2 separate regions of the Homo sapiens genome follow, and region 1 is linked to region 2. Evidence: chromatin loops called from intact Hi-C (ENCODE). Cell type or tissue: IMR-90. All regions are shown on one strand. Each heading gives the region's core, and the rest is flanking DNA. Links, peaks and the distances in the headings are about the cores only.

Evidence for each region. Peaks named below come from ENCODE experiments on the same cell type or tissue, not always from the same donor. Only the 100,000 strongest peaks of a DNase experiment are listed, where the experiment ranks them.
Region 1: a loop joins it to region 2, with 2.1 times the contacts of the local background. A loop is called at or near these places in 4 of 110 quality-filtered maps.

Annotation. Positions count from the first base shown.
Region 1 is chr6:132,913,062-132,929,056 of GRCh38, reverse strand. LOC105378008 (a long non-coding RNA gene) reads right to left here. Exons shown (of 8, transcript XR_001744346.1): 3 at 9,083-9,402; 4 at 7,899-8,116. Among named protein-coding and RNA genes, the nearest start is that of SNORA33, 100 kb to the right of the region's middle. In IMR-90, for the core only: no CTCF peak of the experiment used is centred there; a DNase peak (open chromatin) is centred at 9,376; H3K4me3 peaks cover 568 bases; H3K27ac peaks cover 902 bases.
Region 2 is chr6:132,857,777-132,873,771 of GRCh38, reverse strand. It overlaps the pseudogene HMGB1P13. Among named protein-coding and RNA genes, the nearest start is that of SNORA33, 49 kb to the right of the region's middle. In IMR-90, for the core only: no CTCF peak of the experiment used is centred there; no DNase peak of the experiment used is centred there; H3K27me3 peaks cover 193 bases.

The DNA of each region.
Region 1 (15,995 bases), core at 4,902-12,901, 53 kb before region 2:
GTAACTTTTTTCTTCTGTTTCCTCAATATATCTACATGTATTCTTTATTTATAAAGTAAATAAATCAGCCTTACACGGTGGCTCACACCTGTAATCCCAGCACTTTGGAAGGCTGAGGCGGGTGGAACACCTGAGGTCAGGAGTTTGAGACCAGCCTAGTCAACATGGTGAAACCCCGTCTGTACTAAAAATACAAAAATTAGCCAGGCATGGTGGTGCACGCCTTAGTCCCAGCTACTCGGGAGGCTGAGGCAGGAGAATCACTTGAACCCAGGAGGCAGAGGTTGCAGTGAGCTGAGATCACACTACTGCACAGAGCGAGACTCCATCTCCAAAAAAAAAAAAAAGTAAATAAATGGTCTTTATAATGTAGGCTTCTGGTGTACATTAAATGATTTCAAATAAATGAGGGCTTTATAAAGCAACATACTATCTCTTCTTTTCTTATCTATGTTCCCTAATTGCCTATCTGTATTGTGGAGAAAGGCAAAAATAATAATCATTTTCAGGAAAACAGGATTTATAAAATAGAAGAAATATAGATTTTATATTTATAAATTTTAGTCCTTCAAAAATAGCCATATATTCGATAGCAAAATTAATGTAATCAGGATGCTGGAAGCAAATTGAGGAGGTGGATGATTTTGCATATCCGATAGTAAGTGTAAAATTTACATTTCTGCTACCTTCTCATATTTTTTACTATTTTAAGGTACTCAAGGAACTCATTTTTAAGAGACTGATATTTTTGCTCATATCTATATTTTCCATATGAAAAATAATTTTATATGAAAAAGTTCTAATTATGTTACATTTGAATTCATCACAGTGACTTCTTAATCAATTTATGAGAAACAAACAGGCATGCATCAACACCCTCAGGTCTGATAAAATAATGTTAAAGAGTTGTAAAAATACAAAGATGTGATCTTTTTAAGAGACCCCCTTTGACTCTGGAAATATTATGTAAATAGGAAAAAAAATTAAAAAGATCCCCATAACAGAGAGATATGGTGAAAAGGGCTTTTAATCAGACCACAGCCACATGTCATGTACATGGGGAACAGGCTGTGCCCTTGTTCTCTGCCCACTTCTATAGTCCATGAGTGACCAGGCTCCCCACTGTGACTTGAAGGTCATTAATCGTGTTCTGTCTTAATCACCAACCCAGGGTCCTACAGTTACTGAGGCATGAGTGAATGAATGGGAGTGAATGGAGAACAGGAGTCCTCACTGGCGCAGGTCCTTCCCCCCGGTGCGAACACCATCAACTGAGAGATGAAGCATCTGACAGATGAGGCTGTTCACTGCACTGGCTCCTGCCTTCCCTTCCTAATGGTTTTGTATATGTGTGATTGACTTTGGTTATTGATTCTTTGAAGGTTAGCTGACATCAGATACTTTAAATATCTGCCCACACAATGATGGCTGAGAAAACCAATGAGAAAGAAATTTTTCTAAGTTAAGACACTTGTCAAACACAGCTAGCTTTAAGTAGACATCATTGCACTAGGGGACCACTTTGGTTTTTAAGCCTCTTTGAGAGACAGAGGGCAAGCCTTTGTTAGCTCTTCTTCTGCTAGAAATCTGCTTCAGACCTGTTGATGTTATTTTTTTCCCTGACTTCTGTAAATATTTTATAATTATCAAAAAAAAGCTTTCTGAAGAATTATTTACATTTTTCTTCATGAAGATAAAGGAACTGATTTGTTCATAACTTGATGTTTACTTAGAAATTCCTATATTCTAAGCATTTTATTCTAGAGTTCAAAAACCTCTCCTATAATTTTTCTAAATGTTTCACACGTACTTTTTTTTTATTCATTGGAATATTCCCTTCTTTTCATTTAACATAAATACAGTCCTCATACCCCACCCCATCCCCCAAAATAGAATAAACATTACTTTTTTGAGAGTTTGCAGAGCATGGAGGTGCTTCTGTTTATTACTGCAATGATTTTATAACATAGGTACAGTATTTGTACTCACATTATGAAATAGGATCCTGTGTTTCAGAGGGTTTGAATAACTTTCCCAAGATTACACAGCTAAAATATATGGAGCTAGGAGACAAAGTATAATTCTGTTCAGAGTAATACTGATTCCCTTCTACACTCCCTTCTACACTTCAAAACAGCTTCTCAAGCTCTAACATGAGCCTATATTTAACACCAGCTTTCCTTAGTACATAAGGACCCTCAACTCATCAATCAAGGCTACAATGATCATGCTCTACATAAGAAACGCCTGTATCTTCCACTGATATGCTCAGGGGTGTGCGTGTGTGCGCGCGTGTGTGTGTGTGAGCGGGAGGGGTAGGGGGAGGGTCTTGTTTTTTGTATTACTTAAGTGCACTGGCACTGATGGTTATGTGCATTAAAAAGCACACACAAAAAAGTGAAAACATATTTTTCTTTATTGTCAGAAGAAAAAAGAACGATCCATGTTACCTCAAGAACGATCCGTATTACCTCAAAACCTATATGGACATTACAATGTCAAACTCACCTTATTTTTTTTCTAACATCCATTTGATTAGATCATTTTAAAATTTATTCTGACTACGGCACCATACTTTTATGCATCATTGTATATTTGAAATTAAAGGGTTTACTGAGTTGGCAATTATAGGGAGACTTTAAGCAAAAAACTAAACTATTATACAGAAGGCCCAAATTACAGCAGTGTCCAGTTGTACACCGATTTTATCTAGATCTCAAGGACAGCACTAGACCTTAAAATACCAAACTTTTATTTGCATAGTCAGTTTCGAGTTAGTAAGAAAGATCAAATATGCACTGTATACAACAAAATCTAAGAGAACGTTTGCATAATGTCAGCAAAATATGATTGTAACAGTGACAGGGTAAAGTTACTATTAAAAGAATTGTACTTATTCATTTAATGCTTAAAGTTGTCATATGAGGTGAGTACTCATATACCCATTTTATAGGTGAGGAAACTGAGGCACCGAGTGTGTTGATAGCTTGCTCAAGATCACACAACTAGTAGGTAGTGAAGTCAGGATTTTGACTTAAGTAGCTGGTTGTAGAGTTCCCGTGTTTAACCACTACACTACTTTGATAACACTAATATTGTTATTATTGTCCTTTTTTTTTTTTTGATACCAAATCTCACTTTGTTGCCCAGGCAGGAGTGCAGTGGCACAATCACGGCTTACTGCAGCCTTGATCTCCTGGGCTCAAGGGATCTTCCCACTTCATCCCCCTAAGTAGCTAGGACTACAGGTGTGTGCCACCATGCCTGGCAAAAAATAATCTTAATAAAAATGTTCAGAGTCCACATAGAAAAAACACCAAAATTCCACTTAAAGATGTATTAGACTGAGTAAATAGAATCTTAACACATTTTTGGTGAGGAATCTGAATGTTTTACCTGTGTAACTCTTTTATGTTAATGACTTCAATGTAATTTACGTTGAATGCCATATAAAAATTGCTGTTAGTACTTTATTACTGTTCTCTTTTAGGATACCTCAACATTTGAATTTTACCATAATAATGTGACTTAGTTTTCTTAGTTTTTGTCATTTTTAAGATTCTGGCAAATAATTTTAAATAATTTATTTGTTACTAAAATTTGATATATCCTTAACGATCATTCAGCATATTATCAAACTATATAACCATCCTAAAATACTTGATGAATAAATTAATAAAAGTTAATGTTTCTCAAAAAAAAAAGAAAGAAAGAAAAGAAAGAATGAACAGGTTCTCGGGACTGTATTGGGTCCTATGCAGGCTGTCATCAGTACAATATCAGTTAATGGCAAGAAAATATTGTCTTGCCATTTAATAAGGTATTACTCTAAATTCTGCTCCTTGCTCAATTGAGTTATTTAGCACTGGAAGGCATTTAATAGCATCTCTTGGAGAGATATATATATATATATATATATATATATATATATATATATATAAAATAACCAGGGCCCTGAATAGGTTGTTTAAGAAAACATAGATGATGAATGGTTTAGCCAGATCCCAAACCAGGGCCTCGGATTCCCAGTCCAGTGTTTTTTCCCACTGCACCAGATTCATGTAAAACTCTAAGACACACATTTTAAACAGGATATGCAATTTGGAAAATTTACTTTGAATTATAACCTTGTGCCCTCATTATTTTCCACCACTATTTATCTTTGTATCTTTCTCTATCCTAAGGGTCCTCTCTTTTGGATCACTGTTATCTGATTTTTCTAAACATTCCTCCTTGTCTTTCACTTTCTCTTCATAATTGCTTTCCATTTTTAGGCCCTATCTCTACTTATATCTTTACTCTGAGTTTACTCTTTCTGTATTTTTTTGAAAATCCCAAGAGGAGCATTGTTTTGGTTTTGAAGGCACCAAGTAACATGTCTTTATAATCAAGAACTTGGATGCTACTTACATATTCCAGATATCTACAGTTATCCTTGAAATTGATTTCGCCTAATTTTTATAAAGTTATCTAAGCCCTTTCATCCCTTTAAATATCTGTTTTGAAATTTGCTTTGTAGGCTATGAGAATTCTGTAGATGAAAAAAAAATAGAATGAGTGCGGTTAGGATAAAGAACAAGACGTTGGCGTGTAATCAATATGATTCAGTGGATAAGTAGAATTTCCGATTGTTATATCAGTTTTAAACCAAATTATGCATCGCCCAATTCAGGAAGCTTGATTCTTCCAACATGCTTGAACTACTTTCTGGCAGAGTTAGATGCTTTGAAAACAGAGCAAAAACCAACAGAGTTTATGGTGTGGTAGAGTCCTATGGCCTCAGAGTTTCTGAAAAACAAGCATGGGCCCTTTAAAGACAAGGGATTTGCTTCACTGGATACATTAATGCTTACAAATGTACTGTTATCATGCTTGGGTAGCCAATATTTCATATTTTGACAACTTCACACATTTCAGAATTAGGATCAGCAAAGAATTTTGAAGGAGACAACCCTGAGTACAAGTTCTTAGAGTTTTATTTAACTTCCTGAGCCTCATCTGTAGACACTGCAAGGTTGTTATGACAATTAAAAGAATGTCTACAAAGTGCCACACAATGGGTTCCCAGTGAGTGATATGATGATCATGATGTTACTAAAATCCCATATTGATTTAAAAAAAGGGAAGAGAAAACCATGCCTCTGGATAAATCCTCCCAGCAGATACAATGAATACCAAATAACATAACTGTAAAAATTTTAAAGGATAACAACAATTTACAAATTAGATTGGTGATTCAATAAATAAGCCTGATAGGAAAAAAAGAAAGGTACTCTTAGAAGAAAACCCACAAAAGTTAATCTGATCAATTGATAATGTTTATATTTGCCCTTGATGTAATCAATAATTTTAAAAGGCAATTTTAAAGAAAGTCACAAAGAGTCATTACTATGTTAAAATTATTTTTCCCAATGTCTTTCATTTTGCCGTATGTAATTAAGAGATCATAAAATATTTTTTAAAATTCACCATTTGTAAAGTTTTATTATAAACATTGTATTTGTTTTGTAATTCTAAACAGTAAATGATCCAGGGAGAATCTGCCGCCTGGTAAGGAAAGGCAGACATCTACTCTATGTAGAATTTTAGAATAATCGAAAATCAGACTGACGAACAGGATAGCAAACCCTTGTGGAAAAGCAAATTGGTGAATCCACACAGCAAAACTTTCTCAGGTTTTCAGTTATGAAAGCAAAGTTCTCTATTGTTGCCACGTATTTTATTTGTCATCTCTAAGCCAGACATCACTTGACAGCAGCTAGTAGGCCCTCTATATGTGTTGATGCTTCACTTGCTTACCACAGGACAAGGGCCCTCCAGAAAGGGAAGCATGCTGGGTAGGTGGAGATCCTTTTTTGCCTCTGGCAGACTCAGCAAGAGGTGACTGATGCTAAAAAGAACAGCGATAACCCTTTTCTGTTTGCTAAAACTAATGTTGTTCCTATTATTCTAATTTTGTTTACTTTAAAAATTAAAAGTAGTTATTTGAATCAAGCAACATATTCCCAAAAACAGATGAAGTGGACATTTTAATACAGACTGAAGTAAAAGAAACATTGTACTGTAGCTCCCTCACATGGATCTTAAGTGTTGAATAACAGCCTCCAGATAATTATTTCCTCTATCCCATACTCTTCTCCCTTTTGGGGTGCTGCCCAGGTAAGCAGCCAGTACTAAGTATCTGATAACATGCCTTGTTGGGCCATGTAGAATAATATTTTCTTCTGAGCCCTGTAATTTTGCCCCTCCACAATCTAAGGGTCCACGCCCAGCACATCTCGTCTCCTGGGAAACCCACAGCAACTCAGTGGCCAATAGTTATACTATTTCTACTTCTTCCAAACCAAGACGAAGATGATTTGAAATTTCTGTTTGTTTATTGCCCGCTGAACATACATTCCAAAAATACTGGAGAAAATACGAAGATGAAGTATTCTCTGAATTAGAAGCCAAATGTCTCCTCAAAGCCAATTTTACTGGTTGGTTATATTATGTTTGTAAAGGTTATTTTATGGAATCAATTTACATTCACCTCTACTATCAAATTTAGTAAGTGTTAATTATATTTCTTATATAAGAGGAGGCAAAACTTTAATTTTTTGCATATTCTCTGCTAGGTATCTTTATTTTAGACACATATCGAATTTTTGTATTTACCTAAACACTCTTAGTTCTATTTTAGAGATTAAAAACTAAGGTTCAGCTTATATCCAAAAGACAGGGAACAACAAATGCTAGCAAGGATGTGGAGAAAAGGGAACCCTCATACACTGTTGGTGGGAATGTAAATTAGTACAACCACAATGGAGAACAATTTGGAGGTTCCTCAAAAAACTAAAGATTGAGCTATCATATGATCCAGCAATCCCACTGCTGGTTGTATACCCCAAAAAAAGGAAATCAGGATATGGAAGAGATATCTGCACTCCTATGTTTGTCGTGCACTGTTTGCAATAGCTAAGATTTGGAAGCAACCTAAGTGTCCATCAACAGATGAATGGATAAAGAAAATGTAATCCCTATACACAATGGAGTACTATTCAGCCATAAAAAGAGAATGAAATGCAGTCATTTGCAATGGTCCTGGAGATCATTATGTTAAGGATAATAAGCCAGGCACAGAAAGACAAACATCACATGTTCTCACTTATTTGTGGGATCCAAAAATCAAAACAACTGAACTCATGAACATAGAGGAGTAGAAGGATGGTTACCAGAGTCTAGGAAGGGTAATGAAGGGCCGGCAGGGAGGTGGGGATGCTTAATGGGTACAAAAAAGAAAATAGAAAGAATGAATAAGGGCTGGGCATACTGGCTCACACCTGTAATCCTAGCACTTTGGGAGGCTGAGGCAGGTGGCTCACTTAAAGTCAGGAGTTCGAGACCAGCCTTGCCAACATGGTGAAACCTCGTCTCTACTAAAAATACAAAAATTAGCCAGGGATGGTGGTGCACACCTATAATTCCAGCTTCTCTGGAGGCTGAGGCAGGAGAATCGCTTGAACAAGGGAGGAGGTTGCAGTAAGCCAAGATCGTGCCATTGCACTCCAGCCTGGGCAATGGAGCAAGACTCCATCTCAAAAAAAAAAAAAAAAAGGATGAATAAGACCTACAATTTGATAGCACAATAGGGTGACTATAGTTCACTAAGAACTTAATTATACATTTTGAAATAAATAGCCTAACTGGATTGTTTGTAACTCAAAGGATAAATGCTTGAGGAGATGGATACCCCATTCTCCATGATGTGCTTTTTTCATATTGCATGCCTGTATCAAAACATCTTAAGTACCTCATAAATACATACATGTAGTATATACACCACAAAAATAAATAAAATTCTAAAAATTTTTTAAATAAACTCTAAAAAATCAAGTTTATTAAAAATAAGTACTCACACTAAATATATTGTTGCTTTGATGCTAAGAATGATATTTAAAGTTTATGTTGGAAGATGTCTCACCCTGGAACTTTTTAAAAAAATCTGTTTCTTAAACTGCCAGTGACTTCTCCTAAATGGTATTTGGGAAAAGGTTCATGTTGCTTGGGTTGTTGAGTTCTCAAAGGAAAGGTGAGGGATGGAAAAAATTCTAGGTGTTGGTTTTTTCTTCACAGGCTAGCGGCAGAGAGAAAAGAAGAAGTAAAAATTAGTATTGTCTTGATATCAAATTGGTATTTGATAATTGTATGCTTATGTTGAACAAAATTTGGGGAAACTTAGCTTCTCACATAGTGTTCCAACCAACTCAACACCTTCCCCACTTTTGCCCAACTATTCCCTTGACCTCACTAATGCTTTATATGAAGTATATACCTCAGTTTGTGACTTAGAGTACTCCTAAACAAACCTTTCCGCAGATCACATTTGTGTAAATCAAATCACATTCATTATCCTGCAGTAAACGCAGTCTAAAAGGACAGATTCCTCAGTGCTGTGCTTAATCACACCCAAATTTACAAACCCAATAAATCAAGACATCAGTGCATCTGACTGTCTTCTGGTGTAGAACACGTGTGCATTTGCTCCTTAGCAAGTTCATGGTGCTCCAGTACTTGACATAATAAGTCTAGGAGCCACAAAGAAGACTCTCTGAGGAACTGCACGTCTGAAGAGAAGATGTGGGCATGAACTTGAATCAGCTAGAATACTGGGGGTCAGGAGGAAACGAGGAATGAGACTTGTGTTGGGACTTTGGGGGAGTTCTGCAACTATTCAGAAACAGTCTCCAAAACAATCCATTTTATTTCAGTAGAAATTTCTAAATTTCTTAATTTCCCAAGGAACTGACAAATAAGATGATAAAGATAGATATTAGACAAACTAGGGTGAGGAATAACTTTTAAAGTTTCTCTCAATTATTGAGCATTTTAGATGCCCATTATTTTTCTGCCCCAATTCAACTCAAGAAATATAAACACCATGTCTCCCAGATGACATATGTAAGTCACATTCATTATGTCCCCAAACGCTTATATAACAAGCCTTCGGTTTCACAGCAAGTGGCGAAGTTGATGGTAAAATGTTTTTATTTTCCTCCTCCTGGTAGATGCTTGTGTGAAGTGATGGAACTCCTTATCCTACCTTTTATATGCCGTGGCATGTGGGAATGCAGACATAGCAGAGAAGACTTGAGTATATTGAGTGAAGGACCTTAGGTATGGAGAGGTAGAGGACTGGTGAAGGAAGCAGGAAAATTAGTAAATGGCCTTCCTCTCCTGTACTCTGCACTCTAACTTTCAGGAAAAAGTAGTTGTAGTCAATCTCTCAGGGTATTGGTTAATTCTTCCTTCCAGTTTAAATGGTTCATGGGTCAACTGTTGACCTCCTCTGCATAAGACAGCCTTGAGCAATCGCCTCCTGAGCAGCAGGCTGGGCAAGGTTCCACATTCCATGGTCCTTTGCTGGAGGAGTTGGACACAGGAAGAGAGAGAGAGAGCATAAGAGACTACTTGCAGTCCACTAAGCCAAGAGCACTTTTGCTTCTGCATATCTCAAACATCTGAAAGCCTATGCAGGTTTCTGTTTACGGGAGAAACTATCAAGGATGCCAGCAAAATACACACCAGTTTCCTAATTTCCAAGTGTCTATGGCAAAGTAAGAGCTTTCCATTTCCAGCACCAAAATACATAACATTGCATCTGATGTGCTGCTTATTTATTCTCTTTAAACTTTTAATTCAGAAGCTCAACTTGTCTTAAATGGCTTAAAGCCCAAACCAACACAGCAGTTACAGCTCTCTGACATATTGTTTGTAACCAGAAAAATCAGCAAAGCCAGAAGCTTTCTGCTGTGAGCACTTTTGTTTCCCCTCTTTTGTTTTATTAACCTCTCCACAGCTGGTGCAGTCGAAAACACTCTTTCATCACATGCTTAGCAGAAGTTCAAGTGTAGCAGAGAATGCAGCCAAGAATCTGTCTGCTGGATTCACTGTCAGAATGTCATGTTTCACTTCTAACTTAACTCCTATCTGATACAGATGACGGAAACAGACAAAGCAAATCTGCAACAGGAAAGGCTCTCTCTCTGGACCCTCTCAAACTGATTAATAATCCAAGGATTCGAGGACAAGTCAAATAGCAGAGTAGTAATATTTTCACATTAATATAAGAATTCAGGATTCACAGGATTTTCTGCTTGTCCATCCTTTTTTTTTCTGATGTAGTAAACAGCCTACAGATCACAAAGCTACTGAATTATGAAGCAATAATGCACTCTTGTCTGACACTACTTAGAATTTATAAAATAGATTAAAAATTAAAATAGTATCAAAAATTTACCAGACTTCCTGTTTCCTTCTTTATTTTAATGAAGCATTTATATTCCTAGTCTTTGTACATCAATATCTTTTTTGTAGGCTAGGGAGTCTTTATCAGAATTGGTTACTACTCAGGTAAATACACACTTATATACTATTGCTACAAGGTGATTATTGGCTGTTGGAATTTTTTTAATGTCATTAGATGAGTACTCAAGTTACTTTTCTTGGAGAGAGGATACATTTTCAGCAGCATTTCCCAAACTGCCTGGCTTGGGTAAAAGTTTGCCTTTATTATAACAGAAGTATTTTAGCTTCTTTCCTAATATGTTCATAATTATAAAAATACTTCAAATTTAGTGAACTATTGTTGGCTTCATCTCCCAAATGTAGGAACACACAATCCTTTTTCTGTTGTGACATTCAATTCATAAGCACATTAACAGAAATTAAGTATCTCCTAACACTTGAGAAAAGGTAATACCTAAGTGATGTCTCAGCCATCTTATCCTTTCCCCCAGAACTTCCAAACTGCCTCAGGACCCAGGGATCAAAGTGTTAGCACCCGGCAGAGCACGAAACTTTAAGAACTTCAGAAGTCCTGCTGATGGTCCAAGTTCCTGCCATATATATTTCTAAATATTTTTAATATCACTGCTAGTATCATAGTGGAAATATTCATTTTACAAATATTTATTGAGGACTTAATGACATACCAGATACTGTTCTAGGTCCTGGCTGAGCTAGTCCTAAATGACATAGATAAAAATACCTGCAATGAAAAGAAGTGGACAGATTCTGGTTGCGTTTTTGAAATAAAGTAATCAGGACTTGCTGATGGATTTGGTGTAGGGAGAAAGAAGAGAGAGAATTCAAGGAAACCTCATAAGTTTCTTACTCAAGCAACTGCTAGATGAAGGTGCTATTTATTTACATGGGGGAGAATGGGAAGGAGTGGGTTTGCAAAGGTACGTTTCACAGTAGACTTGAATTCACAGAAACATATATGGTAAAACCTATGAGAAAACTTTCAAAAGAACACAGAATCACTTACCCTACCTATGTGCCAATTCTTCATCTATAAATCTGAGACATTAATATCTACCACACATAATTCAAGAGGTTGTGGTAATAATCCAACATGGTAACAGATATGAAGTTATTGTTATTGTTGGAGAAACATGGGTCACTATCACTAACACCATCACCCAGATTTCTGGGAACCATTATATTTGGTTCTTCTAGGCTCTCACCAGATAGGAATGTGGGTGGTGGAAGCTCATAGAACAGAGAAGAGTTGTAACAGTGGAAGGTAAGATCAGCAATTAAAATCTCCCCAAAATTAGGAGACTGTAGAGATGGTCTGTACATCAATTACAACATTTCAGAAATGGTTTCTCAACCAATCACTTTTTTATTATTTATTTATTTTTTTTGAGATGGAGTCTAGCTCTGTCTCCCAGGCTGGAATGAGGTGCTGCAATCTTGGCTCACTGCAACCTCCACTTCCTGGGTTCAAGCGATTCTCCTGTCTCAGCCTCCCAAGTAGCTGGGATTACAGGCACCTGCCACCATGCCTGACTAATTGTTTCACCATGCTCGCCAGGCTAGTCTCGAACTCCAGACCTCAAGTCATCCACCTGCCTCGGCCTCCCAAAGCACTGGGATTACAAGCGTGAGCCACCTTGCTCAGCCCCACTTTTCTTAACATTAATGAAAAACTGGACCAATTTTGACATTGTTTTACATTAGATAAATAGGATTAAGATAAATTGCAATTGGATAAATTGCAATTAAACTGTCTTATCTAATATAATTATGAAAGGCAAGATAAAGGGCAGAGAAAAGGAACAAATGATTTCATTCATATGCCTCACTCATTTTCACATTTCCCCACTCATGACTTTGGGCAAGTTGAGTCTTTGCATCTATAAGACATGGATCATGAATGCACTGATTACACCTTACTGAGTTGTGGAAAGAATCCAAAGAAACAATGCATGTGAGCATGCTATTCGAATGGGTGTTGTTATTTTACCAGCAGAACATATAGAAGGTACACAGTGGAAAAACTATTTGCAGGCTACAGTTAATTATTTGTTTTATATCTTCTTACTTCACCCCATGGCAACCACAGCATCTTGTATGTATTCCAAAGCGTTTACCACCCTTCACTGGATTAAATGAATTATTATTGAAGGTAGCAGATGACAAAAATATCATGTGTCTAATATACTGTACCTAGAGGCTTAAGTTCAAAGCTTTGGCACGATTCCTAAGGTACTTTGCACCTTCCACACCATACCAACCAACCCTTAAAATTCTAAGTAGTTCAAATTCTATGCCAATATTTCTCAGCTTCCTCCTTTCCCCTCTGTTACGGAATGAATAATTTAACTTTCTGAAGCTTAATAAAAAGTAGACAGCATCGTATAGTGGTTGAAAGCATAGAATTAGAGTTAGGCTGCTTGGGTTTGAAACCTAGTTATATGACTAACTTTTAGCAATTTATTTAACCATTTTGTACTCAAGCAAGATAAGGAAACTGATAATACCCATTCCATTTCCAGGGTTGTCATTAGGAGTAAATAAGTTGTTACTTATTTAAAGTGCAGAGAACAGTGCTTGGCACCTAGTATGAATTCAGTAAGCATTAGATGACATTATGTCCTCAGAATATGATATGGCATCTATAATAGAAAAAAAATTAGGCATGGATTTATTCATGTGACTACATCTTAATACTATTGTGTAGAAAATTACTACGGAAGATCCTTGTCACTAAAACAGGAAAGATTTAAAGCTCAGTTAGAATGTTTACATACAAAACGGATTGATTAAACAAACATTTGTGAGATGTATACCAAGCACCAAGGATGGTGTCCATGTAGGGAGTATAAAAGCAAACATACTCAAACCCTGTCCTTGAGCAATTCACGCTGCAGTCAGAAGAATCAGTTAGAATTATTAAAATTAAATGATATTTATTTGTTTATGCTAACCTAATTCCAAACTTTCTTACATAAGTAACACAATGTGAAAGGTGCTAGAACAGACAGAAGCACAGAGAACAGTGTTGTGGAATTCTGAGTAGGTGGCATAACTTGGGGGAAGCCATTTGCAGAGCCATGAAAAGAGGAGGAATTGAAACTGACCTATGGTACTAGATAAAATGGATTAAAAGCACTTCTAAGAAAAGATGATGCTAGGTCAGAGTCTTAAATGATAAGAAGAAACTTTATTAGATCGGACAATTGGGGAGCAAAGGATAGGTATTTACAGGTCAATAAACAAGAAGATGCATGAAAGGATGATGTAACCTGGGGGTCTGTGGAACTAAATATGGCAGAAATGAAGAGTGTGTCTGCACACATGGAAGGAGTTGAGGGTAGAGAGTTTGTCAAGGGTCAAACTATGCACAGTGGGGTACATTAGGTTTAGAAGTGTGGTCTTAGTGCTGAAGTAATGAGATAGCTTTGAAGGATTTGAGCAAAGGGACATTATTATCAGAAGCATGTTTTTGAAATATCTGACTCTGACAACGTCCTCACCCCATGCCCAGGCTTCTTTACTCCCCTTCTCCTGCTCTGTATTCCTCCATGGCACTTAACACCACTTGATACATTATTTGATGTGTTGGTTGTCAGTCTCCCCCAACCAGAAAGTAAGCTTTGTAAGGACAGGTAATAAGTACCTCTCTTGCATTAAACATTTAATGAGGAAATAAATAGCTGGCATATGAGGCAGATTCCATACAACTTCGTACCTTCCCACTCACCCACTTATTTAGTTTACTTTTCTTCTGGAGAGCAAGCTTTTTTGGTGGAGTAGCCAACATTCTGTTAACATGAGAATTAAAATCTTAAGCAGGACCAGGTGAGGTGGTTCATGCCTGAAATCCCAGCACTTTGGGAGGCCGAGACAGGAAAATCATTTGAACCCAGGCATTTGAGACCAGTCTGGGCAACATAGCAATATCCCATCTCTATAAAAAATGTAAAAATTAGCTGGGCAAGGTGGTTCACACTTAGCTATCCCAGAGGCTAAGGTGGATGCCTTGAGCCCAGGAATTCGAGACTGCAGTGAGCCATGATTGTGCCACTGCACTCTAGCCTGGGCAATAGAATGAGACCCTGTCTCTAAAACAATAAAATAAAGTAAAATTTTAAGCAGGATTCTCATGGTTACTCTTTCCAATTAGCATTAAGAAAAGCCATTTAAATATCAATAATCCATTGTGACTATTTCCTCAAATAAAAAGGTTAAGCATCGGCCGGGCTCGGTGGCTCATGCCTGTAATCCCAGCACTTTGAGGGCCGAGGAGGGTGGATCATGAGGTCAGGAGATGGAGACCATCCTGGCTAACACGGTGAAAACCCGTCTCTACTAAAAATACAAAAACTAGCTGGGCGTGGTGGCGGGCGCCTGTAGTCCCAGCTACTCGGGAGGCTGAAGCAGGAGAATGGCGTGAACCCAGGAGGCGGAGCTTGCAGTGAGCCGAGATCACGCCACTGCACTCCAGCCTGGGTGACAGAGCGAGACTCCCTCTCAAAAAAAAAAGAGGTTAAGCATCTAGCATTATCCAAAATAGATCTCAAAGGCCATGTGCTTTTAAAAACAGGTAGAAATCGTGTGATAGAATAGCGTTATTTAACATTTCATTTCAAAGAATTAATAAAAGCTCATCATTTCTACAGTTTTGTTTTACTCTAATACCTTTAGGAAGAAATATAATGTGATGATTTCTGAATTAGGACGCCTTGACAGTAAGAGTGTTTTTGTAATCTATAACTTTAATCCCTTAAATGTACATTAAGCCAGGTGAGGTGGCACGTGCCTGTAATCCCAGCAGTTTGGGAGGCCGAGGGGGGTGATTACTTGAGGCCAGGAGTTCACAACCAGCCTGGCCAACATGGCTAAACCCCGTCTCTACTAAAAATGCAAAAATTAGCCAGGTGTGGTGTGGTGTGCACGCCTGTAATCCCAGCTACTCGGGAGATGAGGCACGAGAATCACTTGAATCTGGGAGGCGGAAGTTTCAATGAGCCGAGATGGCTCCACTGCACTCCAACCTGGGCAACAAAGCAAAAACTCTGTCTCAAAAAAAAAAAAAAAAAAAAAAAAGACAAAAACAAAAAACATTAAATTCCTTAAATATATAGAATGCTTGCATACTTAAATAATTATTTAGTTAATTATATTTAGTGAAGTTTTAACACAGGCAATTCAAGAGGGCCATCTAAGATCCACCAGGTTTTCCTGAATTAGGCATGCTTTCATCGCTTCATTGTTTCCTTAAATTTTCTTACCACTTGGGTGAAATCAATTGGATTTCACTGTGCCATATGCGTCATGAGTCTGAGCTGCTTTGGGACGTTTATTTATTTCTGGCCTTTGATCACCAGTCTTGTCCCCTCATTCTGAGTAGGAAAATTCCATGCTTGATTCTGTCAACCCACATCCTGCAGCCCTGAAAGCACAGGATGTAATTTTCCCTTGCCATCTCCAGAGCATTTTAAGCTGCTCATGTCTCACTCCTTGATGACTTCCAAGACCCTCTCTCTGGTTGTATCTCTTGAAAGAGGCCAGCTGGGGCTTCCCTGGCTGCCCCCATTGACTGACCCTGGTTTCTCCTATGCCTGTCCGTGCTAGGTCTCATTTTACCAAGTCTAAATTTGGTAAACCACAGTGGGCCCACTCTCCATCGTCAGTTCAAAGCAGTCCCCTACTTATCATTG
Region 2 (15,995 bases), core at 2,992-10,991:
CGAATGAAACACTCTGAACATACACTTCTGCCCTGTACTACTACTCCGTATTTGTAATTAGACACCTCTTTGAGCAAAATTAACTTTTTTGAATCATAGAAACTCACTTATCTTAACAATATAAATCTGTTCTGCATAAAAAAAATCAAGATATGGGGAAAGACATACATATTATTGGTTTAAATTTTTCACATATTTATTTTTAATCTCCAATTAAATTTAAAGACTTGGACTGGAAAAATCAATCATTTTGTTTGCCCATGATTTCCCTGTGCTTCCTAACACTGTTTTAAGATCTACTCATACCCCCTTTCTCAGAGAGAATGTTCCCACAGGACTCACTGAATGCACAGAAAGACATATGACCCAGAACCCAGGCATGGCTGATTGGACCCAAAGGTCACCTAATCCAAGTGCAGTCTCTGTGATTCTCTCTTCGGAGAATTTCCAGTTAAAATACAGAGAGGCCCAGTTCATTTTCTGAGGGTACTCTACCTGTCAAGTTACTGAATTGGTGGCTGGGATTAACACCTTATTTTTGTGTTAATAAGCCAACCAACAGAGCTGGTCTATGAAGAAAACCAAGAAAAGAAAGTAGAAACCCATCGCTATGTGATGAACACAAATGATGCAGAGAAAGTGGGTGGATTAAAATGCTGTGGTTTCTGAGGGCTTTCTAGTTCTCTATTTCAGCACCTCACTCAGGCCTGCCTACACATCCTACCTTTGGTTTCATATATCTAATATCTTATGAAAACTTTCCCTTTATTTAAACAAGCTTTAGTTGTTATTTTGTTGCTTGCTACCAAAGCATCTGTCTTAGTCTGTTCTGACTGCTATAACAAAATACCAAAAGTTAAGTAGCTTATAAACAAAAGAAATTTATTTATCACATTTCTGAAAGCTAGGAAATCCAAGATTAAGGCAAATTTGCTGTCTGTTGAGAGCCCATTTTTCTGGTTCATGGATGGCACATTCCCACTGTTTCCTAACATAGTCGGGGACAGCCCTGTTTATAAGGACACAAACCCCATTCATGGGGGCTCTGCCTCCATGACCTAATCACCTCCCAAAGGCCTCACCTCCTAATACCATTAAATTGGTGATTAGGTTTTCAATGTATGAATTTTAGGAGGCCACAAACATTCACAACATTCAGACCATAGCAACATCCTTAGGTAAAATATATACTTTTCCTTTCTAAATTACAGTGAAAGGTGGACAAGCTGTGTATTTTTTATCCATCTTTAACAGATCAGGAACTGAGTCAAATAATTTAATATCACATGGCTAGTTACTGAATCCATGGGACCTGAACTTAGATTTCCAATTCTAGTTCTTCTGCTGTTAACTCCTCTGTGTCCAAAGGGCAATGCTGTCCTAAAAGCCATTGAATACATCAGCAGAGGTCTGCTTTCAAGGTGCTATAACTGGGTAATTGCTACATCCAGGTCCTACTCTGGTAGCATTGTGCAAGGAGGCCATGGGTGAACAGTTCAATTGAAAGCCTCAGGACCACTTACTTATAGTTCTACCACCAAATTTGTAGAAAAACTCCAAAAAACTGTTTTGACATTAACTGTTAACCAAAATTTATTGCAGCTTCTATTTTAACTACAGCTATACTGTCGGTATTTAATTGTTCTTTTCATCAAGAGAAAAGCAAGTGAAAATACTTTCTAGTTCCAGTGTTTAAAATATTCTGTAAACTCAATCAAACATCTTCAAATCTATCTAAAGAGGAATAAACAGCTGAAGTCAGCCAGAATCTACTCTATGCTCTTCAATATAGTATAACTAAAGAAATACAGTTAATTTACTAATACCTATTATAATAGCTACCTTTGTTTTTGAGACAGAGTCTTGCTTTGTTACCCAGGCTGGAGTGCAGTGGCTCACAGCAGCCTCAACCTCCCTGGCTCAAACGAAACTCACATGTCAGCCTCCCAAGTAGCTGGAACTACAGGCACTCACCACCACACCTGGCTAACTGTTGTATTTTTTTATAGAGATGGGCTCTCCCTATGTTACCCAGGATGGTCTCAAACTCCTGGATTCAAGCAATACTCCTGCCTCAGCCTCTCAAAATGCTAGGATTACAGACAAGAGACGCTGTGCCTGTGCTACCATTTTTTAAGTGCCTACATTGTGCCAGGCACTTGTCTGGGTTCTTTGCACATGTTATTCTTTCATTCATTCAACAAATATTTATTTTATTGATCATACTATGTGCCACTCGCTGTTCACACGTGACAATTCCTGAGAACACAACAATGAACAAAATGAAGTACATGCTCTCAACAAGTTTCTTAGACTTCATTTAATTGTTACAATCAACTCACTGTTGTTATCATTTTTTTAAAGGAGGAAAATATCCCCCCAAAAGTTAAGTAATTTACGCAAGGTCACCCAATTGATGAGTAACCTAGACTTCAGACTTGAAATTTCAGATTCTTTCCATTTGACCACATTGCCTCTCATTAAATCATTGAGTATGGAAAGTGAGACATATTTATAGCCAGGAGAACATGGTTATGAAGCTGATAATCACTGATAATCCATGCCAGGACCTTCTCACATATATCAGTTTCTTGATGCATTTACTACAAATGTAGATTACTTTCCATAAAGTAATACTCCCATTGAAACCAATATTTCCTAAAACACTTAAACAACACTTGAAATATATCATTGGATTATCACTGGATCAGAATCTAAAATACTCCAAAGTCAATAGAAACAACTTTCCAGATGTTCAATATAAGGTGAATGCAAGCAATTTCATTAAATCAAATTAGGCTAATTTTGTTTTTATTTTAATTCATTCATATATATTGAGTTCCTCTTATGGGCCAGAATCAGTTCTAAGTGCTTGAATACTAGAATGAAAAAACAAACTCCTACTCCAATGGAGTTCATAAAAAAAAAAAAAATGTTGTCATAAGGTTGCAAGTGCAGAAAAGAAAAATAAAGTATGGTATGGGACTAGGGGCATAAGGGGCCAGGACTTATCATTTTAAATAGGCAGGTCAAGAAGGGTCCCATTGAAAAGGTAAAATCTGAGCAAATTCCTAAAAGAATTGAGACAGTGAGCCACATGGGTATCCAAGCAAAGGACTCATCAACTTCAGTTTTCCTAAGGTGAGCATATCGAGGTTATCGGGAACATCAGGATCAGAGAAGTAGCAGGCACCGGGTTATGTAGGATCTTATAGGCCATCATAAGGAGTTTGGCTTTTACTCTGAGTTACATAGGAGGTTATTGGAGAGTTTCAAACAAAGAAATTGTATTATACAACAACTGCTTAAAAGAATCTCTGGCTGTTGTGTAGAATAGACCATAGGAAAGCACAGGGTGGAAACAAGGAAATGAGTTGGGAGGCTAGTAATAACCAAGGTGGGGGATGATAGCATCTTCCATCAAGAGTAGAAGGGGCCATATTCCTGGAGATATTTTGATTGTAGAGCCAGTAGGGTTTTCTAACAGACTGGATGTGGGGTTTCAGAGAAAGAAATCAAAGGTAACAACACGGTTTTTTTCTCCAAGCCGTGGGGATGATAGAATTGCCTTTTACCATGGAAGGAGGAGCACGTTTGAAAGGTTAGTTGTTTGGGCCATGTTATGTGTAGTTTGCGACGTGAAGAAAGTCTTTCTCAGAAGTGACTGCCAGTGTCAAAAGCTACTGATAGGCTGAGTGACAGGAAGCTGAGAGACTAATGGATTTAGCAATATGGAGGTCACTGGTAACTTTTGACAGAAGCTGTTGTGAGGGAATGAAATGATAGGAATGAAAGACTGTTTAGTATGGATCAAGAAGCAATGGGGAAAGAGAAATTGAAGGCAGCTGGTAAAGTCGCCTTTTTTGAGAAAATGGGCAAAAACTGAAAGAGAAAAAAAGAAGTTGAGAAAAAAAATTTAAATCACAGGTTAAAATTGAGTAGCATTTTTATTTGCTGACAGAAATGGCCCATTAGAAAGCAAAGAATTGGGTCAGGCACAATGGCTCATGCCTGTAATCCCAGCTCTTTGGGAGGCCAATGCTAAAGGGTGGCTGGAGGCCAGGAGTTTGAGATGGGGCTGGGCAACATAGCAAAATCCCATTGCTATAAAAAAAAATTAATAATTAGCTGGATGTTGTGGCACACACCTGTTGTCCCAGCTATTTGGGAAGCTGATGTAGGAAGATTACTTGAGCCTGGGAGTTTGAGGCTGCAGTGAGTTATGATGGCACCACTGCACTCCAGCCTGGGCAACAGAGTGAGAACCTGTCTCTAAAGAAAAAGAAAAGAAAGGAAAGAAAGAAAGCAAAGAATCGATGGGATCTATTCTTGCAGAACAAGAGTAGATGAGATCGATCTTATCCACTTCCAGTGAGGAGGCTGATATTAGAAGTGTGGGTAGTTCATTCACATCATAGTATACATGCTTTTGTGATTGCAGTAGCTCAGTATATTACATAATTTTTATTATTATCCTTATACTACTGCTATAGAAATCAATTTCTTTGCAATTTGCTCAAAAGACTGTACCTATTTTCTCACATAAATTTAATCAAAAATTAGTAATCTTGTTTTATTTTTATCGCTTTTTATCTAAATTTATTCTATGATAAATATTTCAATGTTTACACCAATGTTTACATCATGTAGCAGTGTGTGCATAAATATTGAGAGGCAAGTTGTAAATTTAAAGAGGACACAGTCTTCCCTGGGAACCTATCCCCTAGTTCTCTGCTGCATGGTGTACTATTAATTATTCATCATTCAATAAACTCTTCCAGGGAGTCTGTGTCTGGCTGTCACTCTCACCATCATTGCAGTACACTGAGCTCCATAGAGACAGCACTGGGGCAAGTGAAAGCTGGACTGGCACAGGGTGACTCTGTGCCTTGATGAAGAAAAATAATGAAACATGGGCAGAGGAGATCCTAAGAAGCTGAGAGGCAAAATGTCTTCACAGCATTCTTGTGCAAACTTGTCGGGAGGAGCACAAGAAGCAGCACAAAGATGCTTCGGTCAATTTCTCAGAATTTTCTAAGACGTGCTCAGAGAGGTGGAAGACCATGTCTGCTAAAGAGAAAAGAAAAATGTGAAGATATGGCAGAGGCGGACAAGGCCTGTTATGAAAGAGAAATGAGAACCTGTATCCCTTCTAAAGGGGAGATAAAAAAGAAGTTCAAGGATCCCAATGCACACAAGAGGCCTCCTTTGGCCTTTTTCTTGTTGTGTTCTAAGTATCACTAAAAAATCAAAGGAGAACATCCATCCTGGCCTATCCATTGGTGGTGTTGTGAAGAAGGTGGGAAATCTGTGGAACGACACAGCTGCAGATGACAAGCATCCTTAGGAAAAGAAGGCTGTGAACCTGAAGAAAAAATATGAAAAGGATATTGCTCCACAACAAGCTAAAGGAAAACCTGAGGCAGTTAAAGAGGGAGTTGCCAAGGCTGAGAAAGGTAAGAAAAAGGAAGAGGAGGAAAATGAGGAAGATGAAGAGGATGAGGAGGAGGAAGATTAAGAGGATGAAGATGAAGAAGATGATGATGATGAATAAGTTGGTTCTAGCATAGTTTTTTTCTTGTCTATAAAACATTTAACCCTCTTGTACACAACTCATTTATTCTAAAGAAAGAAACTGAAATGTAAGGCTATGTAAGATTTGTTTTTAAACTATACAGTATCTTTTTTTGTATAATTAACACACTAACCCACTGTGTCTTTAAATAGCCCCGTCTTGGTGATATTCTCAATAGCCACTAACCTTGCCTGGTACAGTATGGAGGTTGTAAATTGGCATGAAATTTAAAGCAGGTTCTTGTTGGTGCACAGCACAAATTTGTTATATATGGGGATGGTAGTTCTTTACATTTTCGGTTGTCTCTGATGCAACTTATGCAAAATAATCATTGTTCTGTTAACTGAATACCACTTTAATTGCAAAAAAATAGTCGCAGCTCTTTTGTTGTCATTCTGAATACTTACAAGTATACACAATTTTTTTTTATTAAAACAAAAGAAAGAGACCCTTCCACTTTGCCTTCTGCCTGATTTATCTCCTACCTCACTGACCATTCCTCCTCCTGTCTGCAGTTCTTTACTCTTTTCCATGATCCCATCCTTAGCTCCCTGTATCTTCTCCTTTTCAATTTATCTCATTAGAAAATTTACTTGGTTGTACAGTTCAAAGCACCTCTTCTGTATGCTTCTTCTCCATTTTACTTCTTGACCCTTTTAGGTGACAGTCAATTGACAGCAAAGCATCTCAATTTAAAGATTCTGGAATTATCTCAAAGCAACATAAATAAAACCAAACAAATCATCTCTTGGCCTTGCTGTTTGTGACACGGTTCTGCTGGTTCATTGGGCTTGCATCCTCTAGTTAGGGTAGATTCCTCCCATTCTTCTATTTCCTCAAATGCAAACAGACAGAATGGAATGTTCTGATCCTTTTAATGCAATTGTTTTTCCTCTCTTGTCCTGCCCTCTTTATTGCCACAGCTACTTGTCTACGATACCACTTCTTACCTCACACTGCATTGATTGAGCTGACTTCTAAGTGAGTTCCTGCTTTCAATCTCTCCTGGACCCAAGCCATTCTTGCACACACTAATGCCTGGATAATATCACTAAAACGTATTTCATCATGTGATTTCTCTAATCAGCAAGACTTAAAGCAAAGTGGAAACTTTTAGCAGGGCATTCAAATCCCACCACCACGTGGGAGTTTATCAGTTGATCCTTACATGCTCCACTGTATTTATCTTTCTCCATTCTATCCTAGGGGCAGTTTACTAAAGCCAAGCTCTTTACTTTCCTTAATATACATAATGTATTCTTTCCTATTATTGTTTTCCTTTAGCATCTCCCTCCCTAGGAACTATCCATATTCAACATCTTCCTCACGACCAAAATTCACACACAAACCCCATAAGTTTGTCCTATAATTACCTGCCTCACACCCTGACTCCCCTCAGCAGGTTAACAGCTTAAACTTGGGGAAGCAAGCCTTGAGCAACCAAACAAATTTAAGACACAATGATCTGTCAATGACAGAAGTTACAATAGAGGCAAAGCTATGGGAAAAAAAACTGAGGTTTTGGATCTGCATTCAAACTCTCTCTAGATTTCAAACAGACATACAAACAAGCTTCAGAATTATTAATACTTTAAAAGATGTTGTATATATTAATTATAGCCAATAAGAATTACCTAGTTTGATATTTCACACCTTACAGAAAATAAACTCGATAATTACAAAGGTCACAGATTATTTTGTTTTGAGTTTTGTTAATAAGAATCTTCCATTTTTTTTAAAAAAATCCTCATTTTGAAAGCACAAGAGTTCTATTTGGTGCTTTGTAAGTATAGATAATAATCTTATTTTTTAACTGGAAAACAAATCTTATAGTTTTATAAAGCAAAGACTTCAGGATCATATTCTCTAGCTTTCAAGGGTATATATTTATCAATTAATAATGAATCTATTCACTCAGCACCTTATCCTTGTGTACAACGTTATGAAATTGATGGTAAAGTGCAATTTGTCATGCTATATTTTTACAACCGCAGGCCTGTGTTAACTATTCTCTGCAAAACAGAAAATGTTGTTCTAAGATTTATTGAACATTTAATGTGAAGAAATAAGTACTCCCTTGAGTATTTCCTTTGTATAGAGAAGTTCAGATAAATTGCTTAGCTCATATAGATTGTAAATTCTGGTATTCAAATCAAGTCTGTGTGTGGTTCCAGAAGCCATGGTACAAATCATTACCTCCCATTGTTATCTGCAACATGGTACTCCTTACTCATTCTGCCTAATTAAGACATAATCTTGACATACTTCTCTACCTAGAAGAAATTTATCCACGAGAGGATTACAGTTAAAAATCTATTCTTCCCTCATAGTAAATGTTATCTACACAAACGTGTGGCTTACATAGAATACATGATAGACTACAAAAAAGTTAATACATGTATTATTTCCATATGCACACTGATTGAGGCCCTGAGATATGGATTGGGATAGTTTGATTCAATTGGGGAAAATTTTTAGTAAAAATTTATCTTTAAATCTTGAAAATTAGGTGCAACAAAATTGGAAGGAAGAGTTGGGCTACTTAAGGACTGGGGACAGGTGGGCAGATGTGATTAACAGTGTGAAGTGAAAAAGAGAGAATTGAATACAAAGCATAGGATGGGGGTTTCCCTGACCAACGCAATGACAGATTTGAGTGAAAGAGTATGAACAGCACAGCCACATGACCATAGAGACATATCTAGTAGGGTCATGAGTCTTGCATTTACTCAAGGGACAACTTTGAAGATGGTTTTTGAGAAATAAATTTCCCATACATATTCAACCAATTTGTATTTATATAAGGTGTTATGGTCTAGAATTTTGGCTATTTAAACTATTGCCTAGCAGGAACCACGGATGTCAGCATCACATGGCAAAGTATAAGAAATACAGAATCTGTGGCCACACCATTGACGTACTGAATGGGAGTCTGCATTTTAACAAGATTTCCAGGTGAGTTTTGAAAAGCACTGTGGCTGTGTTCCAATCTGATTTGGTCATTTCCTTGTTATGTAAATTTAGGCAATTCCTTTCATCTCTAAGCCAAAATTGCACATCTCTAAAGTTGGGAGAACCTCTGCCATGCTGATTCAGGGGATTTGTAGAAGGATCAAATGAAATGAACCATGTGAAAGCACTTTGAAAGCTGTAAAACGTCATTAGACATCTCTCCTGAAATGGGCATCTGCATCCAGGAGAAATTCAGCTGTCTCCACTATCCCTTTACACAAAGGAAGGCTCAGAGAAGCATCTCACTTAGTAAAACAAATGTCTTACTCTGTGTGTGTGTGTGTGTGTGTGTGTGTGTGTGTGTATACACACATATATGTGTATATATATATATTCTTGTTTTTTTTTTGTTGTTTTTTGTTACACGGTCTCACTCTGTCACCCAGGCTGGCTGCAGAGCAATGGTGCAATCTCGGCTCACTGCAGCCTTGGCCTCCCTAGGCTTAAGTGATCCTCCTACCTCAGGCTCTCGAATAGCTGGGACTACAGGCACATGTCACCACACCTGGTTAATTTTTTTGTATTTTTGTAAATACAGTGTCTCATCACATCGCCCAGGCTAGTCTCGAACTCCTGGGCTCAAGCAATCCTTCCAAATGGATCCTTCCAAATAGATCCTTCTAAAATGAATCTATATATTCAAATAACTTATTTGAGCTGATTATCTGCTACCATAAGTAATAAATAGGGAAAGGAAAACCTAAAAAAATTATGCATAAGAATACTGTCATCTTGGTCTTCTCCTGTATCATAGTTTCTAAACATTTGGAAAATATCATGTTTCAGTATGCCTGAAGAACCAGAAATTACCTTTTTTTTTTTTTTTAAAGGCAAGAGCCAGTGTTGTTCTCTATAAAGCAGCGTAGGAGTTGAATTGTGAACAGAACAGTCTACAGGGACTTGGACTCAGTATTCAAAGTTTATAGTCCTTAGTTATCAAACTGCTGGTAAAGTAGAAAAATACATCCAGGGGACCTTGATTGTTCTAAATCATGGCTGACTGTTTGGCACCATGTCCTTTGCCCCTACACTGTGTCCTGAGAGGCATTTTGAATCTGCAAAGCCTACCAGAAAACAGGAAGTGGGGGTGAATGGGGAGGAGAAATGCATCTTCTAAATTAAAAACGGAAACATGGATGCTGACGTTAACAAAGTTTCTTCAAGGAGAGAGCCCTAGGTAAGCAAGCGTAACTTTGAAGTGACCCACAAACATCACCCTTTAAAGAACATTCTCCATCTCACCCAGATTGTATTTCCCATAACTGGAAATAAAAGCCCTTTGGGTTCTGCTAGAGTGAATGATTTTCCACAGTCACAAGACCGAGTGTCTAAATATTCCTAGCAAGCTCATGTATTTATTGAATCCTGCTTTTCGAGCTTTTTTCAAACCTTGGTCTTGGAAGAATGAGAGAAATATAACCTGGAAGTAAAAATCCAGGTTTTCTTGGGCTCAGGAAGGGATTTAATATAAATTGCTCTATTAACAAAATGTCCTTTGTTATAGCCCCAAGGAAAAAAGAAGTCACCATGGACAAAGCGTTTTCTAAAATGCTGTCCCTAGAATCCTACTGGTGTCTCACTAAATCTCAAGCACTGCTATTCCATTTTAATACCCCACTCCCATTTGTTTAACTTTCCACTATATTATTTTCAAGCCTTCCCATGATGCTCTTAATAAGTAAACAATATTATCTTGTCTCCAATTCAGATTTAGTATTTTCTTATTATCTTTACAGATAAGATCAGACTTTGTACATTGTATTTAAGAAAGAATTTATATAGCGATATTATACACACAAACATACACTTTTACATAAAATCTTTCAAACAATGGTGATGAGCACCAGCTTTGGATTTATAGATATAGCTATTATTACTGTATTATTCATTTAAGACAAATACCAACTAATGAGAAAAAAATCCAAAAGAGCCTCCATAACACAGGCATTAAGAGCATTCAGATCTGGGAAAGATAGTTAATCTCTTGAAACTTTTGTTTCCTCAGCCACAAAGTGGAGATAATACCAGAGCCTACAGCACAGAGAGGTGTAAGAATTACAAGAGGATGTATTAAAATACTTGGCCTGCTGGGCGCGGTGGCTCACACCTATAATCCCAACACTTTGGGAGGCCGAGGCAGGTGGATCACTTGAGGTCAGGAGTTTGAAACCAGCCCGCCCAACATGTTGAAACCCCGCCTCTACTAAAAATACAAAAAATTAGCCAGGCATGATGGTGCGTGCCTGTAATCCCAGCTACTCAGGAGGCTGAGGTGGGAGGATTGCTTGAGTCTGGGAGGCAAAGGTTACGGTGAGCCGAGATCATGCGATACGGCACTCCAGACTGGGTAACAGAGCAAGACTCCATCTTTAAACGAAACGAAACTAAACTAAACTAACATAAAATAAAATACTTGGCCTTATAAATGCTAGCTACTATTATCTATGTCGCTATTGTTTTTATACCTTTATTATTAAAGCCCTTAAAATTGAAATGACTTTTAATGTATCTCTTAAGATTGCTATTCAATAGACATTTTACCAATGCTAAATATGGGGAAGCAATGAAACACAGCTAATGTCAAGCGCCTAAATTAGAAGTAGGAACAAGGTTTTCTGAGTTCTCGGCCTATTCCTTTCTAATCTCTTCTTAGAACTTAGCCAACACTGAAAAGGCAGCACTTCTGAATGAAGATAAAGGAATCTACCAAAAAGTAGGTTACGCAAGTTTCCTAGGAACCAAAGTTATGTGAGTCGTGCATATATGAATTGGATTCATCTAATCCATTCAGTTTGAATATGAGTATTTACATTAAAATTCATGAAAAATACAAAAGCATTATATATATTGCAAACTTATATTCACCATACGTTGTTGTTAATGCTCAAGCAGGAACAAAATAAAAGAAAAAAGTATAAAGGTAAAATGTGTATATTTTCCCCCATAAGTAATTTTTGCTTCATTCTGCTTTGTGCTTGAAAAATCATATAAAAATATAAACAATATTCCTATTTTAAAACTCTTTCATTTTGTTTTGTTGTTGTTTAGCATTTATAGATTCTGGAGGTTGGGTGCGGTGGCTCACGCCTGTAATCCCAGCACTTTGGGATGCCGAGGTGGGTGGATCACCTCAGGTCAGGAGTTCAAGACTAGCCTGGCCAACATGGTGAAACCTCGTCTCTACCAAAAGTACAAAAAAATTAGCCGGGTGTAGTGGCAGGCACCTGTGATCCCAGCTACTTGGGAGGCTGAGGCAGGAGAATCGCTTGAACCCGGGAGTCAGAGGTTTCAGTGAGCGGAGATTGCGCCGTTGCACTCCAGCCTGGGCAACAAGAGTGAAACTCCATCCCGAAAAAAAAAAAAAAAAAAAAAAACAAAAAAAAACACACAAATAACTTTCTGAGAAGCTTTCATTTTCATATTGTATATTTGATGGATGTTTCCCAAGATTTTAGACCAAATATCAAATTTTCCATATAGTACCAAACGTGACACATAATGGGTTCTCAAGATACATATTTGTTAAGTTAAAGAATAGCAATTTATTGTGAAAGTGCCTATGCCTACACACAATAGACCCTTAATAATAAATGATTTTTGAATCTGAATGTTATTCTTTGTTTACCAAAATGACAACAGAATTGTAATGAAAGGATTATAACATGGTTGACCATCGGTCAAGTGGAAAACCTTCTAGACCCCATCTACTTCTCTGTTGTAATGGTAAGGTTCCTGAGTACTCTAGGCAGCTCTTGAAGCGCAAATCAGATGAAGTGGGCCTAACAGTGTTTCTTGAGTGTGGGATGGTCCATAAAGACTTCCTTGAAACCTCACTTTGAAATACGCTGCCCCACCATCCTCATGATAACTTTGTATTGATCAGTCTTTGAGCCATAGGCTGAAGTACAGTATAAAGAGTCGTATTTCTTACCCCCTATTACATATGACTTAATATCTTTTGGCTAGAGACAAAAGTTATATCAGATATATTTAGAGAAAATGTATGTAATGAGAGTGACTAATGTATCATGACTTACAAATATCATGCCTAATATGTTTATTAGCTATCTTTACATGTTTTTGAAAGTTGTAATGTTTGAATGAGCAACAAATTGACCAAAAGCTAAACACTAATGTGAAAATTGAGCAGTGTTGGATATAGTCAGAGGGCAGGGAGTTGTGAAAGACTAAAGAAAAGATGGATGAGAAATATGAATACAAAGAAGTTATTAGAAAAATGGGATCAAACCCAGAAGAGAGGACGGTAAAAGTCAGAGGAATGCCCAACTAAGAAATCAGAGTATCAGAAGGCTTCAGTTATCATGCTGAACTTGAGAGTTAACCTTGTTCCCTACAAACTATGCCTGTCTATACTGGGCTGAAACTATCCTAAATCAGTAGGCGTAGTGGGCCTTGATTATAGCAAAACTCTTGATAAAGTCTTTAAAAATAAATTTGTAGATGAAATAAATATCACAAAGCATAATTTTTTTCTAAGACTTATCCTATTGCCTTATATATGGATAGCAGACACTTATATGGAAAGAATGAGGACTGTGATCTGGGGAATACCACATTAAATGAATTCATAGCTGGCTGATAACATATTTATTAATCAATGCTTTACTATCCTCTCTATTGAGAGTTATTGGAAGACAGAGATCATGTAATATTATCTTTGCAACCCTGGCCTGAGCAAAGGGCCTAAATACCCAATACATATCTGCAGATCAACTGAACCTGGAGGGAGATAACCAGCAGCTTATCTCAGAATGCAGATGTTCAATTTTTTCATCTGTGATTTGAATGAATACCTAAGAGGTTTTAAGCAAATTAAATGTGTGGATAACATGAAAGCTTAAAGGATAAGATGCTTTAAATACTTGATTGATCAAGAGGCCACCACCACTCATCTTAAATACAGCACTTAATGGGAACTATAGCAGCAATAGTAATTGAGCATTTATATGAAGTCAACACCATTAGGAACAACTAGATGCAAAGGTAAACTGAGGGAAAACCATGTTGCCTGCCCTCAAATGAGATTATTTCATTTTTTTCCTCTGAATGCCATTTAAATAAGTAATAAAAATTTAAAATGTAAGTCCTTGGAAATATCTAATATATGTAATTAACTCTGATTTAAATTTCGGGTGAATTTGATCAAACATTGAGAAAAGGTTTGAAACTTTAATAAAAGCCAGAGCATGAAACTTTAATTTAAAAAGGAGCAGTTTCATGGAAGTGTCCAAAAATAATTTTGCAAAAAATAATATTTTTTGAGTGGCCACCAGACAAAAGTGTTGAGTGACCAACTAATTTGAAAAACTGATTGTTCCCCAGTGTTGTTAGAAAAAAAATTATAGCATTAATCGGTTTTGAAATAGGCCTTTGCCTGGACTAAAATTTTGCCCAAATAAGATACAGGGTCCTTCTGGCACACTTTGAGCTTAGGATAGAACCATAGAAACTTAGAGACACTACCTTACATTTGGAAGCAGTTCTACTTTCTTAGCGAGAGGATCACGGGAAACTTCTGTACCTGTAGGGCAGTGGAGATCAAGATGTGGGAGCCTGGGTTTCTGACTGACCTTTCAGCAAAGGGTACCCATTTCACAGTGGCAAAGATGACGGCCTTAGCTTCCCCTTTCTTTGATTTCAAAGGTTTATTTCCTGCCATCTCTCACAAAATAAAAAGACCAATTCAGAGGTAAATTTCTGTATTAAAAATGGAAACATCTGACATAAGCAGAAATGTGCAGAGAGTCATATTTCTGACTATGTAATTTTACCCTCTGTTTTCAGGAAGAAATTTAGAATTTTCTTCTCCAAACTCATAATTTTTCTAGTATATTGTCATCTCAACGTGACAGCAACTTGAAGGAATAAAAATTTGAGGGAAGGAAAATTAAAACATCCCTTTCAAAGAATACAGATTGCCATGGAGTAGTTCTGAGAAGTTCAGAAAAGCGGTCCAATGACTAGCATGTTGCCAGATCATTTGCCAAAATGTTGACATGAGAGTTCCCTGAAAACTCTGTTTTACATTTCCAAAAATTTCAGTGAGGAAATTGCCAAAAGAATAAACAATCAGTTCAATTGCATACAGGGAAGAATAAGGTCTACGTCCAATGTGCATATTCTCTGTTTATAGCTGGGAATAATTTAAATTACTTTCCTAGCATTCCTTTTCTCTTTTCAAGTATAAAGTAACTCAAAAATTAGGTAAAAATTGATGATCTAGCAATGTTTCTCTGGCTGCCATACAGTATGGGCAATGAGTTCTAGACTCCAATTTATTGGTTTGTCAGAAAGTTTGGTTATTTTCATCAATTTAGCTTTACATTTAACATTCCTCTGCTTAATTGAAAACATGCGGACACATTTGGTTAGTATGACATTCCTACAAAAGTAAAAAGGGCACTTTGTTTCAAATTCTGCGCAGTTTACCAGTAAGTTATATTTCTCTTGCAGCAACAATTAAACACACACTTCGCACTTTATAGCAAGTCCTTCCTAATCCCTATTATCAATGGGTACAACTCAGTTTTGACAAATATCCACTCAGCTTGGTGGGGGAAAGAGCATTATCCTTAACTTTGTTTTAATAATTGAATAAATGGTTTTCCGGGGACTAATCCTGGGGTTTTAAAACATGGCCTTTGGAAAATTATGACCATTTTAGGAGCTCATTTAACCCCTTTCTCTATTTCTTGTCCTCCTGGGATCCTGCTTCTAAGTGATGGCAGAAGATTGAGATCTGAGCGGTAAACTAGTAAGTGCTACAATTGATTACTGCCTGTTCTTCTTTCTTTTTCAATCCCATTGTGGAAAATGACTCTGGATGGGTTTATGAAGTGAGTTTAGTGAGAAACAGGTTTCTAGGATTTGTACTTTCTCTGCTTTGGCAAAGTAACTCCAAATAAGCCAAAGATGCACAGCAGGATACCTTGTATAGCTAAAATACAGTATTTTGAGATAGACTGACACTTAAAAAAATGTTCAATCCCCTTTTCCTGTTAAAAAATAATGCAAAGAATAAGGTGGAAACACGAGAGGAAGTATGATCAAAAGGATGAATAAAAAGGACCCCTCATCGATGATGACAAGGTGAGTCAAATTACAGTCACTCCATGCTATCCACAGAAGTTGGAATTGCCCTCTGATATCTACCATAGGCCCACTTCTGGAGACAGAGCCCTCATTCTTTAGCAGATATGTACTGAGTGCTTACTCCATACTACTCCCCTAGACACTACTGCTACACATTTGTAGCCCCAGGGAAATGAATAAGACAGATAGGGCCTTGCTTTCCTCTACTTACATTCTAGTCACCCACCAGCTTCCTCTGCATCATTGGGTGCCAGTGTGACCAAGTACTGAAACCAGAGCACAGTCACTATGACCA